3 separate regions of the Mus musculus genome follow, and all the other regions are linked to region 1. Evidence: chromatin loops called from intact Hi-C (ENCODE). Cell type or tissue: left cerebral cortex. All regions are shown on one strand.

What was found. Peaks named below come from ENCODE experiments on the same cell type or tissue, not always from the same donor. Only the 100,000 strongest peaks of a DNase experiment are listed, where the experiment ranks them.
Region 2: it touches region 1 in a loop (4-fold over the local background); 4 of 42 quality-filtered maps call a loop at or near these places.
Region 3: a loop joins it to region 1, with 4 times the contacts of the local background. A loop is called at or near these places in 2 of 42 quality-filtered maps.

The regions. Positions count from the first base shown.
Region 1 is chr16:78,153,662-78,158,661 of GRCm38, reverse strand. It overlaps Gm31495 (a long non-coding RNA gene), which reads left to right and starts at 3,722. Exons shown (of 3, transcript XR_876180.1): 1 at 3,722-3,891. In left cerebral cortex, a CTCF peak has its summit at 1,889; a DNase peak (open chromatin) is centred at 1,942; H3K4me3 peaks cover 502 bases.
Region 2 is chr16:77,233,098-77,238,097 of GRCm38, reverse strand. No RefSeq gene overlaps it. Among named protein-coding and RNA genes, the nearest start is that of Gm31258, 67 kb to the left of the region's middle. In left cerebral cortex, no CTCF peak of the experiment used is centred here; DNase peaks (open chromatin) are centred at 975, 1,476, 1,941, 2,410 and 2 more places; H3K4me3 peaks cover 2,033 bases; H3K27ac peaks cover 2,091 bases.
Region 3 is chr16:77,416,971-77,421,970 of GRCm38, reverse strand. All of the region lies in intron 2 of Mir99ahg (Mir99a and Mirlet7c-1 host gene (non-protein coding)), which reads right to left. It overlaps 9430053O09Rik (a long non-coding RNA gene), which reads left to right and starts at 1,589. Exons shown (of 4, transcript XR_003951960.1): 1 at 1,589-1,860. In left cerebral cortex, a CTCF peak has its summit at 4,095; DNase peaks (open chromatin) are centred at 1,629, 2,650, 3,222, 4,034 and 2 more places; H3K4me3 peaks cover 4,287 bases; H3K27ac peaks cover 4,769 bases.

The DNA of each region.
Region 1 (5,000 bases):
CCCAGATAAAAAGGGCATGGTAGAAAGATTATCCTTCCTTTGAGAGATTGGCCTTCTGTGTTGTTTCTGCTCATTCCTTCAATGGTATCAGCACCAGAGTTTCCAGGCTTCCATTGTTGACTAAGGACTGGCAGCTCTCCAGGGAACTTCCATGTTTCCTCACCACACTGGGACTGCTTCATGGACTAACCAACTGTTGGGTTGTTGGTCTCTGCGGTGTGAGACTGTGGGAGTGCTCCAACTGCTGAGGTACTGAGTATCAAGGACTTAGCAACTACTAGGTTTTCAGAATCCCAGGTGTAACAACTGTATTATTATTTCAATGTAAGCTGATATAGTAAGTATATATTCATCCTACAAACTCTGCAGACTCTGTCCTCTAGTGAATCCTGATTAATATACAAGGAAGATCAAAATAAGACAGGAGTAGAACTGAACAAAACAATACAAAATGCTGAGTGAGAATTTCCTCTCTGAGTAGATAAAGGAGATGTAATTTTATAGTTTATTGTGTGTGTTTCTATGTGTGCGCCCATTTGTATGTATGTGTGCGTGTGTTCGTATGTGTGCGTGTGTGTGTGCTGTGTATATGTTTATAGATGTGTGGGTGTGTGTTTGTATGCATATGCGTGTGTGAGTTTGCAGTTGTGTATGTTTGTATGCATGTGTGTTTGTGGTGTGTGAGTTTGTGTGTGTAATGTGTTTTGACATATTTCTTTTGAAGTGCCAACAGGTACACCATAAAAGGAGTTGAGACCGGTTCTACTTTTCCTACTAGAGTGTGTCAGTCACTACAACCAATTCTTGGCTGCATTCCTGTCACTGTTGCCTAGATCAAGTTCCAGGGATGTAGGGAGTATAGGAACTTCTCTCCAGCGGCTCTGACAGCTGAGCCTATGGATGATTGGTTGACTACTCCTTCACACCACAGGCATTGGCCAGCACTTGTGCATATGGGAAAGTAAGCAGAGGTTGTATTTCCCCACCAAATTCTTTTGGTTGATAACTTAGAAAGTCGTCAAACAAAAAGCAATTTCTACAGAGTCAAACTGGATAGTTGATGAAGAACAGAAGTGTAGTTCTCACAAATTTGTTGACTGAGACATTCAAGATCAGCGTGTCAACATGTGTGGTTCAGTAAGAGCCATTTTGCTGCATCTTCATGTGGTAGGAGGAGATAGGAGCACACCACCTCCATAGTGTTCTTTCAGTGACAATTGTCTTGCTTGTCTTCCATTAGGGTCCAGCTCTAAACATGTTACCCTTCCAATACCAGTTTCAGAGAGGAAAATGTCTTCAGAGAGTAATGCTTACCCATCTCAACTGTGTAACAGAGCCATGGAACAGGATGCAAACCAAGCATTCCCAAGCCTCTCTGGATAACAGGATAGATGTTTGTGATGTCTTTTCTGCTTTCTCCATGACATTTTAGTCGTATGGCCTAAATGACCCCACCAGCAGAATACATAGACTGACTTGCAAACAGAAGTGTTTGAAGTCTTTGAAAAGCTGATCTGATACACCTTTGTGGTTCAAGAATACACTAGTAGTTTGATGGGGTGCACGGGGTGTGTGATACTTTATACTTTATATTTTACCGTGATGCCAGATGAAATGCAATTGTCTCTGGTACAGTAGCTTCAGGGGAGCTCTATGAAAACATCATGCATATTCTGAAAAGAGAGGAGGCCTTTTGGTTTTGAAATTCATGATCAGGTTTCCTCTCATTGCATAATTCCTGTGAGGATTCAGTGGAAGGAAGCATACATAATTAAGAGGAGCTCAAGCCGAACCAATATCCCTTTATTTAGGTACAAAGAAATTTCATTGAAACAATGGAATTGAAGTGGAAATGTGTTTGAAGCAGTTGTAGTTATAATTGCTTCCACTAAGGTGTGCTAGATCTCTAACTATTATCCACATGCCTCTTGTGTTACTAGATGCTGAACAGTGAATTCAGTGCTCACTGCCTTCCCCAGCCTGGCAAGCTCTCTTGCAGCGCTTTCTTTTGATCAATGTACTGCACACGAATTCATCTAAAAACACAAAGGAAGACAAGACGAGCATTTAAAAATGTCAAAGGAAAAGAATAGTCGGACATTGAGGGAGTGATTTTAATAAACAGGATCTGATATTGGTTTTAATTTTGTGAAAATAATTCAGTCTGTCGGGAAATTCTTGAAGGCTAACCCGATAGAGGGAATTTTTTTCCAGGCATTTCTTTCTTTTAACAAAACTCATTAAAGTCTTATTATTATGTACAAGAAATGGTACAGATGTCAGCACTCTTTGCTTTAATAGCATATCTATATGACTCCCCAGCTAACCTGCCATGTTTTAAGTCTCTCAAGGTTCCTGAGATCATCTCATGGAATCTGAATAATAATACAACAGAGTAGTTCTTATAGAAATGCCCCAGGTCAGAGGAGACAGAGGCCATGATGTTTGTGTTGACAAACTTTTGTTGAGTAGAAAGAAAAATTAATTCTTCATTTGCAGGACTGAACTTAGTTTTCCAAGTATTAAATTCACCAACCAGAAACTTATCAACTGGGCATACATTTCTATGTATTTAATAATTAATCAATGATAGATTAAAAGATTTTCCAGGAGAATATACCAACTTTCAGATAGTCTCATTCTGTGTGTTCCATAGAGGCTTCTCCACATCTGCCTTACTCTGGCAACACATTTTTACATGCAAATACTTCTTTTGGTCATACAGTTACATTTGGGATTTAGTTTACATTCTTTTCTTTATTATGTTGTGTTTTCAGTTAAAAAAGGGATCTCACTGCCCTCTTTCCAGTCGGCATGATGATTGCAAGGTCTGGAGCTTATCTTGGTCATAATTTGATTCCAAGATTTTAGTTACATTGACGAATCATTGTGACCAATGGTTATTTGAGTAAAACTTAAAATATTAGCTCCACATGTAAATTATCCTCAAAGAAAACCCTTGAAAACTATGGACAGTGATAAGTGGACAAACAATAGTTTACATTCTGCTTTTAACATCTGGAAATGAGCTGATAAGTAAATGTGTAGTCAGAAATTATCTTTAAAATGACAATTTTATTAGACTGAACTAAACATTTTCCATTAAGTGATGTTTTTCAAAGAAACAGTTGTATTTTCTTAACTTTATATCACTATAAAATTTTCCTTCTACACTGAGACCAAATTTCATATTTATAAAAAATCTTTTTGGCTATAATAAGGCTCCTTTTATTTGTAGGAACTTCTAAGATAATTATAACGAGTATGTAATAAGATAAGTTTGTTTTTATAGATAGAAAGTTTCATTTGAGGATTCAGGAAAAATAGCGTGTATTTCTATTTTCCCATATAATTATTATGTTAACAAGTTGGAGAAATATAAAATAGCATCTATGGTCTCACTGATATATGTTGTTTAAATAGTAGTAGAATAATCAGGAAGCAATTTAGTATAGTAAAAATTTTACATTATTAACCTAGAAAGCCCTTTTGTTAGTGAAATAATTTAGGATGATTTATTGTAGCAATTGTCTCCATAATTATCACTTGCTAAATAATAGTTATTTCCTAAAACCTTAAATGAGGGAGTAAGATTCATTAAGCCTGATTTGAATGCATCCAGAGGTGGAAAGAAATATTTTGTTTGACAAAATAGAAACCCAGAGGAATTATTATCCACTGGAATAGAAATATAAAACAAATAGAAGTCCGTACACCTGGTATGAACTCTGGGTTGACGTTCTACAGAGTGAATGTTGACTATCGCATGGAGTTGAAAGCAAAGGGGAGAAAGTCTGAGTCATGTGGAAAAGTTTTGAACACACCAATTACTTCTGAAAGGGATACAAAGGAAACGGAACATCCTTGGCCCTGAGAAGAGCAGCAGGATTGGTGAGTAGGAAACACAGGTCAAGCTGCGGGCAGCTGAGGGGAGTTCAGATGTGTTTAACTTGCCTTACGGTGCCGCATTTCTTCTGGCTAAGTTTAGATGCAGGGCATTAATAAATGAGGGTTTCCTTTTTTATCTAAAAAGAGAAAAAGCATGTTTGGGGTTTAATTAGAAGTATAGAAGTTCTTCAAGAAATATTTAGACCAGTTGATGCTCAATATTTATTTAATATGAAAAATAAAGAAGAGAAGAAAAAAATGTATCACTTTTTTTTTTTTTTTTGATGAGTGAAGCCAGACCTATACTCTAAGACTGCTTTTACAGGAACATTTCAAACAAATAGAATTAATGTGAACTCAACAGACAATTCTGGGGTAGGAATATCCATATATTACAGCAAACAGTTAATATTGGAATGTTTACTTTTCTTTTCCTTGATTAACTGAGGTAGGTTACAAGTCGTGAATAGATTAAAATTGCTGCTTATCTTATGGCTTTTCAATGTCAAAATTATAGGAGGAGGCCATCCTAAGTCATAAACCCACTTATGACTTTGCTCCAAAGCTGTTTTATTACTGAAATCAGAAATTGTAAATACATTTTCATGCAGAAGTAGATAGATTTGGTCATCTGGAGGCCTTGAAGCTAAGGGGGGCAGGGGCTAAGTAAATGTACAAAACCCAGCCAGGGAGGTTCTGCAAGCCAGAACACAGAGCCCCTCCGAAAGTCAGAGGGAAACATTTATTACACACTTTTATGGGTATCATTTTAAATTAATTTTATTTAAGTAAGAGAGAAGTAAATTACACCCATCAAAGTTAAATGTGGAAAGATGAAACTTCCAAACTGTTGGTGGGTGTTAGGCTAGGGGAGGTGGGATTGTGATGTCAAGACTTTAGAAAATGAGGCTCAATTACCCTGAGAGAAATAAACTTTCACAGATTCAGGATCATAAAAAAAAAAAAAAACCCAAACCAAACCAAACCAAAACATGAATTATAACACTTCAGAAATGGGAACAGTAAGATATGTCCAATGGCTGGAGAAATAAGATATCTGCAAATTTAGCTCTATGATTTTTTGTAGTAAAAGTCAATTATTTGTCATGTGT
Region 2 (5,000 bases), 920 kb after region 1:
TTCACTGGAGGTATTGAACTATAAATGGAGAGCAGGCATTTTCAGAGAAACATTAAAGCAGCTGTTACATATTATGCCTCCTGAGAAACAAATGTCCCTGTCATATTCTGAAATAATATGTAAGCTGTTCCCTGCACTTCTTTTCAAGCTGGTTCTTGTATTCAGTATTTCTAGTAAATGGATGCAAATCAGGTGCATTGTGCTGCGATGGGAAGGGAGAGATTTGTTCAGAAATGACCTCAGTTCTATTCATTAATAAGATGACATGTTGGCTGAGAGCAGTGAAGGACAGAATAAAACAAGAGAGAACTTTCCTCCATTTGACAGATGTACATAGAGCTTTTTCTTGGAGAAAGCACTGTATGTAAAATGGCCACTACAACATAAAATCTAAAAACGTGAAAGGGACCTCCAAGATGCAGATTGCTTGGAAAAAAAATCACAACGTCCATGGCAGCATACCCCCCCCCCATTCCCTATTACATTGTACAGCAACTTGGAGAAAACACGTATTTCATTGAGAGGGGGCATCTAATAAACAAAAGTTTGGGATTTTTTTTCTGAGAGTTTTTTTTTTTCTTTTTAAGAAGGAGAAGATAATATATGCAAGACCCAACCAAGCAAAATAGCATTGTACTTAGAACCACTTCTGTTACTGCAGACATCAGTTGGAGACTGGGTAAGAGCTACCAGGAAGAATGTAGCCACATTTTCACATAGCGATTTAAATTATGCCACCAGAATAATTAATGGAAGGACTAATCTGGGGGAGGGGAGGGTAATAGGAAAAGGGGGAAGGCTATGTTAAACAAAGTTCATTACTGCATGATGTAAATGAGTTTCTCACCAATGATGTCACTGATTGGCTGAGCTGCAGGACTGGCTTCGAGCATGGCCGGATTGGCTGCTAGCTCTTCTGGTGCCTGCCTGCTTGGGCAGCGGTTGAATCAGATACTTTCTGTCTCTCTTGTTGTCGTTTGAAGCAAATCTTGTTCAGCCCAGCTGTGTCTCCATAGTAGTGGCACCCTAAGAGAGGCTCGCCCTCCTGCTTCCCACAGCTCTTCTGTGAGGCCGTCGTTGCTGTGTGAATACCAGCCCTTGGCACGAAGCCCAGACAGCGTTCTCAGATCCGTCTATAACACACACATACAAAAAAGAAAAATAAAAGCAGGTCTTTCATCTGAATTGCATCCTAAGGAGGATTAAGGCTTCTATTGCTACTGATTTGTGTTCTTTCAATTTGATGGTTAAAATCGTTTTTGAAACACAGTATCTTCTCATCTGCAGCAGAATACTATTGGTTAAAATTGGATAAAAAAAAAAGATGAGGGAATCCCCCTTTTCCCATGTTTACCTTGATTACAGAAACATACTTCTTCATTTTCTTCCTAATCACCATAACTGATGCTTTTGGTCCCCTACTAGAATTTTAAACTCTCAGCAGATTTCTAATTACAGCCGAGTCATTATTTTCAGGTTAAGACATGGGATCTTAATTAGCATTCTTTTTTTTTTAGCTATGCGAAATGAGACAGGGCATGAAGCAGAGATGATCTATGGAGAGGGAGAGAGGGAGAGGGGGAGAGAGAGAGAGAGGAAGGACAGAGAGAGAGAGAGAGAGAGAGAGAGAGAGAGAGAGAGAGAGAGAGAGAGAGAGAATCTGTATAGCTTTTACAGTTGAGCTGATACCCCCTCTAAGCTCTCCCTCCACCACCACCTCCACCACCCCCCTTGCAAAATAATGCAGTCATATGAACTTTACCAGACAATGGAGTACCTACAGGCTCTCCCCTAGACAAGTCCTTTATAACAAGCCAGTGCTATGTGCTGCAGACAGTAGCCAATCGGCAGGCTCCTTTCTGCAGCAGGGACACAATAGGTGCATTGGCCACACTGTCCTCCTAGACCCTGACAGCAGTTCAGGTTCATTTATTGTACACTGGAAGGCACATATGTCTTTAATATTCACTGTGAAATTATCAGTGTGGCTGTCTTCATTCCACTGTGATTACACCAATCTAATTACTGCGCAAAAGCTGCAGGGGCACCGCTTGCACTGAGTGACGCATAGGCATGTATGCAGAAAGAATATGCACGAACATGCTTGCTTACTTCAGGAATAAAAATCCACCGATTATTTCCTTCCCAAAGCTTAATGCTTCCTCCACAACACTTGGGTGAATATAGACATCATTTTCTGCTTCAAAGGAAAAGTATGTGGTGTGTGTGTGTGTGTGTGTGTGTGTGTGTGTGTGTGTGTGTGTGTTGTGTGTGCATGATTTAAACATTAGTCTAGTTATTTATTGGTGTGAGCTGTGGAGGTAGAATCTAGTCAGCAAATAAAAGGTAATTAAGGACCTAAAGACTTCCTCTGTATCACTAAGCATCAGAGTAAGAAGCTAAATAATGTACATGTCTCTCCACGGTTAGGCTTAGATGTTCATTTATTTGCAGTTCAATTGTCGTGGGCATCTGCCTAAGCTCCATTTGCGCATTTCCATATCACGGAACTAGGGTATATCTTGCAGCACTAATTTGACTGCTTAAAAAATTAAATATTCTGTGAGTATACAAAATCAGTATACTATAGCCTGGTCTCTGGGCAAACTGCTATTATTTCTGTGCACGTTATATTTACATATTCATAAACAGAATGGCAGTATGACCAGTGAGTGATTCTACGACAGAGGAAGAAAAGACAGGATCCAGCTTACAGAAGTGTTCACTGGTTGAGGATACTGGCAGAAAGATATTTTCCTACATTTCGTGCTTATTTTACTTTGTTTTCCCAGTAAGAATGATAACTGAAATACTATTTTTTCAGGTAGTATTTCACCAATGTTTACCTGAATTGATTGGAGTGTTTGCTTTTCTGCTGATAGTTCTGTATTTGAGTATGGAATTCATCATTAGAGTGGGTGTTCAAAAAACACAGTACTTCATTTATACCCACATGAATAATGTACTATTTATTATACATAGTGGAGAACAGACCATGCCGCGTTCCATTAATATTTATTTTATGATCCTCTTTTGTAATATTTGGAAACTTTCTATGAAATATGGAATTAAGTAGCTTTTGGAATATTGGATTTTAATATAGCATTTACTAAGTGCTAGAATTATCTTAAAAGAAAAGCATGGGTCTTCCTATTTATACTTCCCAAAATGCAGTTAGCATAAGAAGGAAGGAGAAACTCAAAGACTAATAAGACTGAGAGATCAAAAGGCTCAAGCATAAACAACACTGATAATACAAGAAAATATAACATTTTATCTCTGAACTGGTATGTGCATGCTTTGAAGTAATAAGGCCTGAAAGCAAAGGTATAAATTTGTTATTTGCTAGGTAGGTTGAAGACAAAAGAAAAAAAAATTAGGTACCTTCTTGCATTTGTCTTGATGATTTTCCTATTAAAATAGAGTTTCCCTAAATATTTGAAAAAATTCTGTGAATTAATATATAAAAATTAAGTTCAATTATATAATCTTAACCCTATTTATCTTGGTCCTGCTCTTATACACACATAAGCATATACCTGCCTGTATGCATTCACATACATGTACACATTGACATATACACATACATATAACACATATATGTACAGCTATGGCTGGTTTTATTTTTCAAGACCATATAGTTCATCTGCCTACTCATTTCAATTGTTTGATCTGATAATGCATTAAGGAAAGTAAAGGAAGTCATAATTGCTAATAATTTTATGTACAAATATAGATAATCAAAAAATTTCAATTGCGGTAATGCAAAGAATATATTTGGGGATTTAGGGAGTGTGTGTGTGTGTGTTTGTGTGTGTGTGTGTGTGTGTGTGTGTAAAGAAATTAACTATATATATTTTTAAACAAGACTAGGTGATTTTCCAAACTTGACCAGCTTAAATTAATGAGTATTTATAGCTTTGTGAATATCATAAAAAGGGAATTATGCATATCATGAGGTGTAAAGTTAGGCAAGTTTAGAGCAATCTTGTTTGTGTTACAAAATATATGTGAATTCAGAATTACTCTTCCCAATTTTCTTCATATGTTAATCATACTTTAAAATGATATTTTATTATATCATCTAAATGTAAAATAACTTTACATTGAAAACTTATTAGGAGTTATTTTCAACTAGAGAAGCTAGACCTAGTTTATAGATTTAAAAGACTCATTTCAGATAGGTGACTTCCAGCAATTAGTAACTGATTTGGTATCTTTCTGCCCTCTTGCTGCCTTCCTTATTAAAAATACAGCTCTGACCTGCCACTGTCAGAAGACTCTTAATTGGTTGAGTTTTACTACAGATAAGAAAGTGATGGCCCCCTCCCTCCAGATCAAAGACATTCATTTATAAGATAACTGCATAGGGAATGCCAGTGCCATCTGGGCTCGAAAGATGGAGGCCAGCAAACTTCTTTATGAAGATCAAAAGCATAACCTTAAGATTTACAATCATGATGATCTCATCAAAAGAGTCACGTCAGTGCAAATTGGCTGTAAGGCTGTAAAATAACAGCCAGTCATCTTAACCTTATAAATAATACAATGGCTTCTATAAGAAGAGCCAACTTGGAATGAGATGCGAAACCAATAAATTAAAAGACAACTTGTCAGTCTCCTAAAATGACTCACCCTTTCAAAACAACTTTGTTGTGTTTAATAGGTATGGAAAATATTCATAGTATAATTAACGTCAAGAACCACACTATATGCCTCTGTCTCCACAATGACAAACATTCAGATCACAGAACAGGATAAAGTTCAAAATGGCTCTAACTTCTGAGGCTTCGGGGCCCTGCCCATGAATTCACAGCTTGAAATTTCAATGCTAATATTTTAGAGTCCAAATAGGCAAATTTCTTGAATAAAAATTCTTGGGGCTGAGGGGGGCATTTGAAAAGCATAAGTTCATGTTTTCTCAGAAACGTTTTGTGTAGTTTGTCTTAACACAGTTAGTAGTGGACTACATGGATAAAGTTTTTTATTTGTCTTCGGGT
Region 3 (5,000 bases), 740 kb after region 1:
TACAATGCACAGCACACCCCACAAGGGAGCCTGAGAACAGACTCCCTTGAAAAGCGAGGTTCTCATAGTTGGCCTGTAACCATGGAAGCAGATGCTGTTTTCTTCTTACCCTGCTTACCTCTTTGCAGCCTCGAGCTGCTCCCTATTGTTAAAAGGGGGTACGCCTCGATTCTTCTTCATCATGACCGAACTTGCCTCTTCTTCAAAGGGCATGATGCTGCAGGTCATTGGTCTAGACTGTTTGCACGGTCCAGAGAGCAGCCTTGATGTAACCCTTGCTCCGTCTGAGCCACACCACCAGCCGTGCAGCTGCAGACTGGAGGGGGACATTGGAGATCTGTATTTGAAAAGAAGTCTGTCTGATTTTGCCATTGTGCCTTTTCACTCATCGATCGAATGAATATCGAACCTTCTGTCGTTGCATGTGTGAAATAGATAGCTTAGCCAGCACTTTTGTGCCCAACCTGTGCTGTGGGCCAAAAGGTTTTCATTTTAGTCTCAAGTTGGTTTTTTTTTTTTTCTCCTTCTTTCTTTCTTCATACTTGATGAATTTTGTGTTGGCTTAAATTATTCGTATGCCTTTATCCAGCTGTTCTGGAGACTGCCTGGGATACTGTACAAGCAGGGATTTTTGTTTTGCTGTGAAAACGGAACTTTTTTTTCTCCTGTCCTCTGTTTTCCTTTGTAGCTGTCTTAAGGTCTTTTTTGTAGCTTTGTAGGTAGAAGTGTGCTAACTTTTACTACACCCTATAAAGCCGAGCATCTAAGTTATCCTTTTACGGGGACGACTTGATGGTGTCTGTTATTTAACAGGCTTAAATCCAGAAAGGTGAACTTGAGCCTCTCAAGGTGATTTCAGTGAATTTATAAGAGTAAGTAAACCGGATAAACACATTGATTTTTAAACTGAATGACAGTGTCTGCTAAACTCTATCTGAAAGGAATGTGTTTTCTTTGCTTTCTCTCCTTCTTTAAACATCAGCAAAAATATTAATTGGAAGTGTTGAAATATACTTAAAAGCACATAACTTATTTTGTGCTTAGGAAAGTACAAATGACAAATAAAATCATTATGATTTAATATATTGAAGTAAATATTACTGATAATATCTGTCTCCGGGCACGATTTAACTAAAAAAGTAACTAGAAGGTTTTTGCATTTCAATTTTTAAATATAACTAAAATTTCCTTGCTGCTCACCAGCAGCTGATGTTAATGAGACTTATGGCACCTGCTCATTCCCGAATGCCCAATTTCACCGTGTCCTTGTGAAACTGGGTAGCTTGAGGATGTCTTGGGTGCATCTCCCCAGCATGGTGATTTGAAAGCACTGTCTGTCTGTGACTGTCATCAGGAGTGGTTTGGTTGGATTTGAAGAAACGAGTACTTCATACTTAAAGGCATACATATTTTCTCTAATTGCCAAAGGCAAGGGGGAGGTCCAGGGCAGAATAAAAAAGGTTATTGTGACAGATGAAATATAATTCACAATGAGCATTCTTTTCATCTAGGCTGAAGTACCACAGGATTACTTACAAGTTGAATTTTGTGGCAGAACGTATAAACTCATATTAAAAGAAGCTAGAAAGAAAAGCAGCAAGCCTGTTACTCTCTGGCCCCGGAAGTGTTTATTTTGAATATGTCTGTCTTGGGATTGTGTTCTGTTTCTCCTAACATAAAGATACACTGGCGAGAAGAGGGACTAGGCAGCAAGGGTGGAAAGGAAGAAACCTAAAAGCAATCAAAGCTGCTTCTTCCCTCTACCAATGAAGAAAGAGGAGTTAGATGGATTTTTATTCTCTTTGGGATGCACATGCAACAATCATATTTTTCAGCACACGTTTATTTTTGGCTGCAAAAGTAGGTAACTATTATTTTATAAACTTACTATACCTTAGATAATATTTTTCCTTCCTTTAAAGTTCCTAGGGTCAAATGATTTACGAGGGTGTTTTTGTTTTTTTCTGTTCTGTTTTGTTTTGTTTGTTTAGATTCTGGTTAGCATTCTGTGAGGGTTGAACACAGGTACATGTTTGACCAGATATTTTGTTTCCTTTAGCTTCTTTGTTCTAGCTTAAATGAAAATAGTTTCATTTGACCTCTGTACATTTTATTTCTAGATGCAAAAAAAAAAAATGCTTTCCTTTCTATTTGTACAAAGGTCAGTTTTTAAATTAACTGAAAAGCAAACCATGTACTTTATAAATATTCAGGCACCATAAAAAAAAAACTCGGAATATAAACCCATCTGCAATTAATTTTTAAGCAGTGAGTCTGGGTTTATCTATTCCTGGAAATCACATGCTTTGTATTTTCCATTCTTTTTCTAAGTTAACCGAAGTAACTGCCCTGTGTTAAGGGAAAGCTACGAGGTTCTGCCTGCTAGTCATCTTCTGCTGGAAACCAGGCTGCCCTCTCTCTCTTAAGCTCTGATGGACTATCTCTTGTTTTACAGTTACCCATAGCATGCATGTGTGTATATGACTGTGTATGAGTGTGAGTTTGTGCATGCTTCTTAATTGAGGTCTTTTCAATTTACCAGATAAATTTCTTATTGTAAACCCTGCAGTGAATAATTCAAATGCAGTGAGTTTACTTACATGTTGTCTGAGTGAAGGGAGCAAAGGCATACATGCCCTCACATGTAGCTGTTCTATATTTCTTTCCTTACTGCACAATAGTGTTGTTATTTTGATAAATAAAACATGCAGCTCACATTGACTACAAAGGCTTTGTTCCTCTGTGCCGACGTTTTAGCAAAAAACTTTAGTATATTTTCATGCCATATCAATAAGCAATAAGTCTCTTTGGTCTTGATATTTGATACTTTACAGATGTTTACTATGGCTTCCAATATCTGATTTCCCTTTTGCCTTGTGATTTGTCACTTACGATTAAAACATATGATTACTGTGCTACTGCAGAAAAACTAAGCAGTCATACAATTACCACCCATGGGTTGACTAAAACAACCACCTTCTACTGACATTCTTACACAGATAATGAATTAATATGTATGTTGAAGAAATGTTTTTAATGTCTATCTTTAAATGTTCTTATTAGTATAAATAAATAAAAAGAAAACAGGGTAAGCTTACCCAGGGGAAACCTACATACAGTTGCATCTGCCTTGTTATCTATAACATCACATATACTCAGAGATTTGTGTTCCTTCATGTCCCTCCTAGAAATAGAGGAACAGCCTCTGCACAAACCTTTGAATTTGGTAAAATACTGTTTCTTCCATTACTTGCTGGTGAGTGCGTTTTATATCATTTCTCAGCTATAGTTTTGCAATTTGCCATTACAAAATGTGAATGAGTGAGGCACCCTTTAAAGGAAACAAGTAAGAATGAAAGAAAATTCTCTTTAAAAAGATGAAGTAGGAGCAGTTATTTCATTGATGGGGTTCACAGCATACAGTTCTAGAAGAACCTTTTCTTTTACTCCTGGCTAGAGATAGTATCAAACACAGCATGTTCAGTATCATATACAAAAGGAACATCCATTCGCTCCTAGTGAGTATTGTAAAATGCAGGGTAAAGACAATATGTACCCGCAGATATTTTCATTTTATTATTACATGGCAGCTTTTTAAAATGACATGATCATATTGGAATTTACATCTCCTTAGTGTTTTCTTTAATTATCCTGATTTTATAATTAACATTAAGCATAATGCTAAAAATTAATAAGCATAGAGCTCTCTGTGTTTTTTTTCACAAGTAATATTTGCAGAGTTAACATCTATTCTATCTAAGAATTCATCTGCAGTGTTTCAAGGCAGGACATTTCTCACTCTGCCTGTCTTCTTCCCCTCTCTCCCTTTCTCTCTCTGGAAAAACATTTTTCCATAAACTTCTGCACCAATAGCTAGGGAAGACTCTCCAGCAGTCAGAGTTCAGTAAGCTCCTTGTGAACAGAGGGGGTGGGGGTGGGGAAACCCTGCAGACTTTGATTTTGTAAGACAAGTTGGCTAGGAGTCAAAATTGCCACATGTGGTGTGAAAAAATGCCACCCTGGTGTGAACAAAAGGTTTAAAATGGAGTCAAGAAGCAAGCAGGCTCCGTGTCTAAGCTTTTCCTGGGAATTGTCTGCCACAACCTGCAGGGTAATCGAGTGGGCTGGGAAGAATAGAAAGAGCTTGAAGCTCCGACTCAGAAACACCAGGAGTCAAATGTGTCCCTTGGTTTTTGTTTTTTGGGGTTTGTTTGTTTGTTTGTTTTTTTTTTTTTTTTTTTGGTTTGGTTTTATCTCTTTGTCGTTTCCAACTTTTATGTGTTGCATTTTGTTTTTATTTTGTTTTGTTTTGTCTCATTTAGGCATCATTACACTAAAGTGTTTTACCCAAACATAAAACAAATCCAAAGGAGTCACAGAATGTGTGAGAAACAACTGCTCCTTACAGAGGGATTGTTGGGGTTGGGTTTTTGTTGTTGTTGTTGTTGTTGTTGTTTGTAAGTTCTTTTAATCTTCCATTCCTCCATTCATAACAAAAACATGTTTTCAAATTAAACTCTTTGTTTTGTTTCCTGAAGTTTTATTATAGAAGGGTATGTAGGACACAGGCTTTCAAAGTCCAAACTGATAGCATATATATATACATATACACATATATGTGTGTGTGTGTGTGTGGTATGTGTGTAATATTTGTGTGTGTTTATCTTCTAAATTATCAAGAAAAGATGAAAGAAAGATACTGCGCGTGTTATTACAAACAAATATTTCATTATTCAGTAAAGAAGTCAATGATTCTAGATCCAGCAGGAATGCTTCTTCATAAAAACCACGAACACGATGGTGAAAACACAGTGATGCTGTGTGTTTCCTAGTATTTCATGTTGTACTTCACCAACAAAATATCTTAGTCATAAAAATAGTCAATAAATCCAAAGTTTAAAAATGTCATAGGCTTAAATCACTAAAATAGCATTCAAACTTACAGATACTAAGGTAGATACTACTGTTTCAAAATTCATGCTAATATTTTAGTATATTCA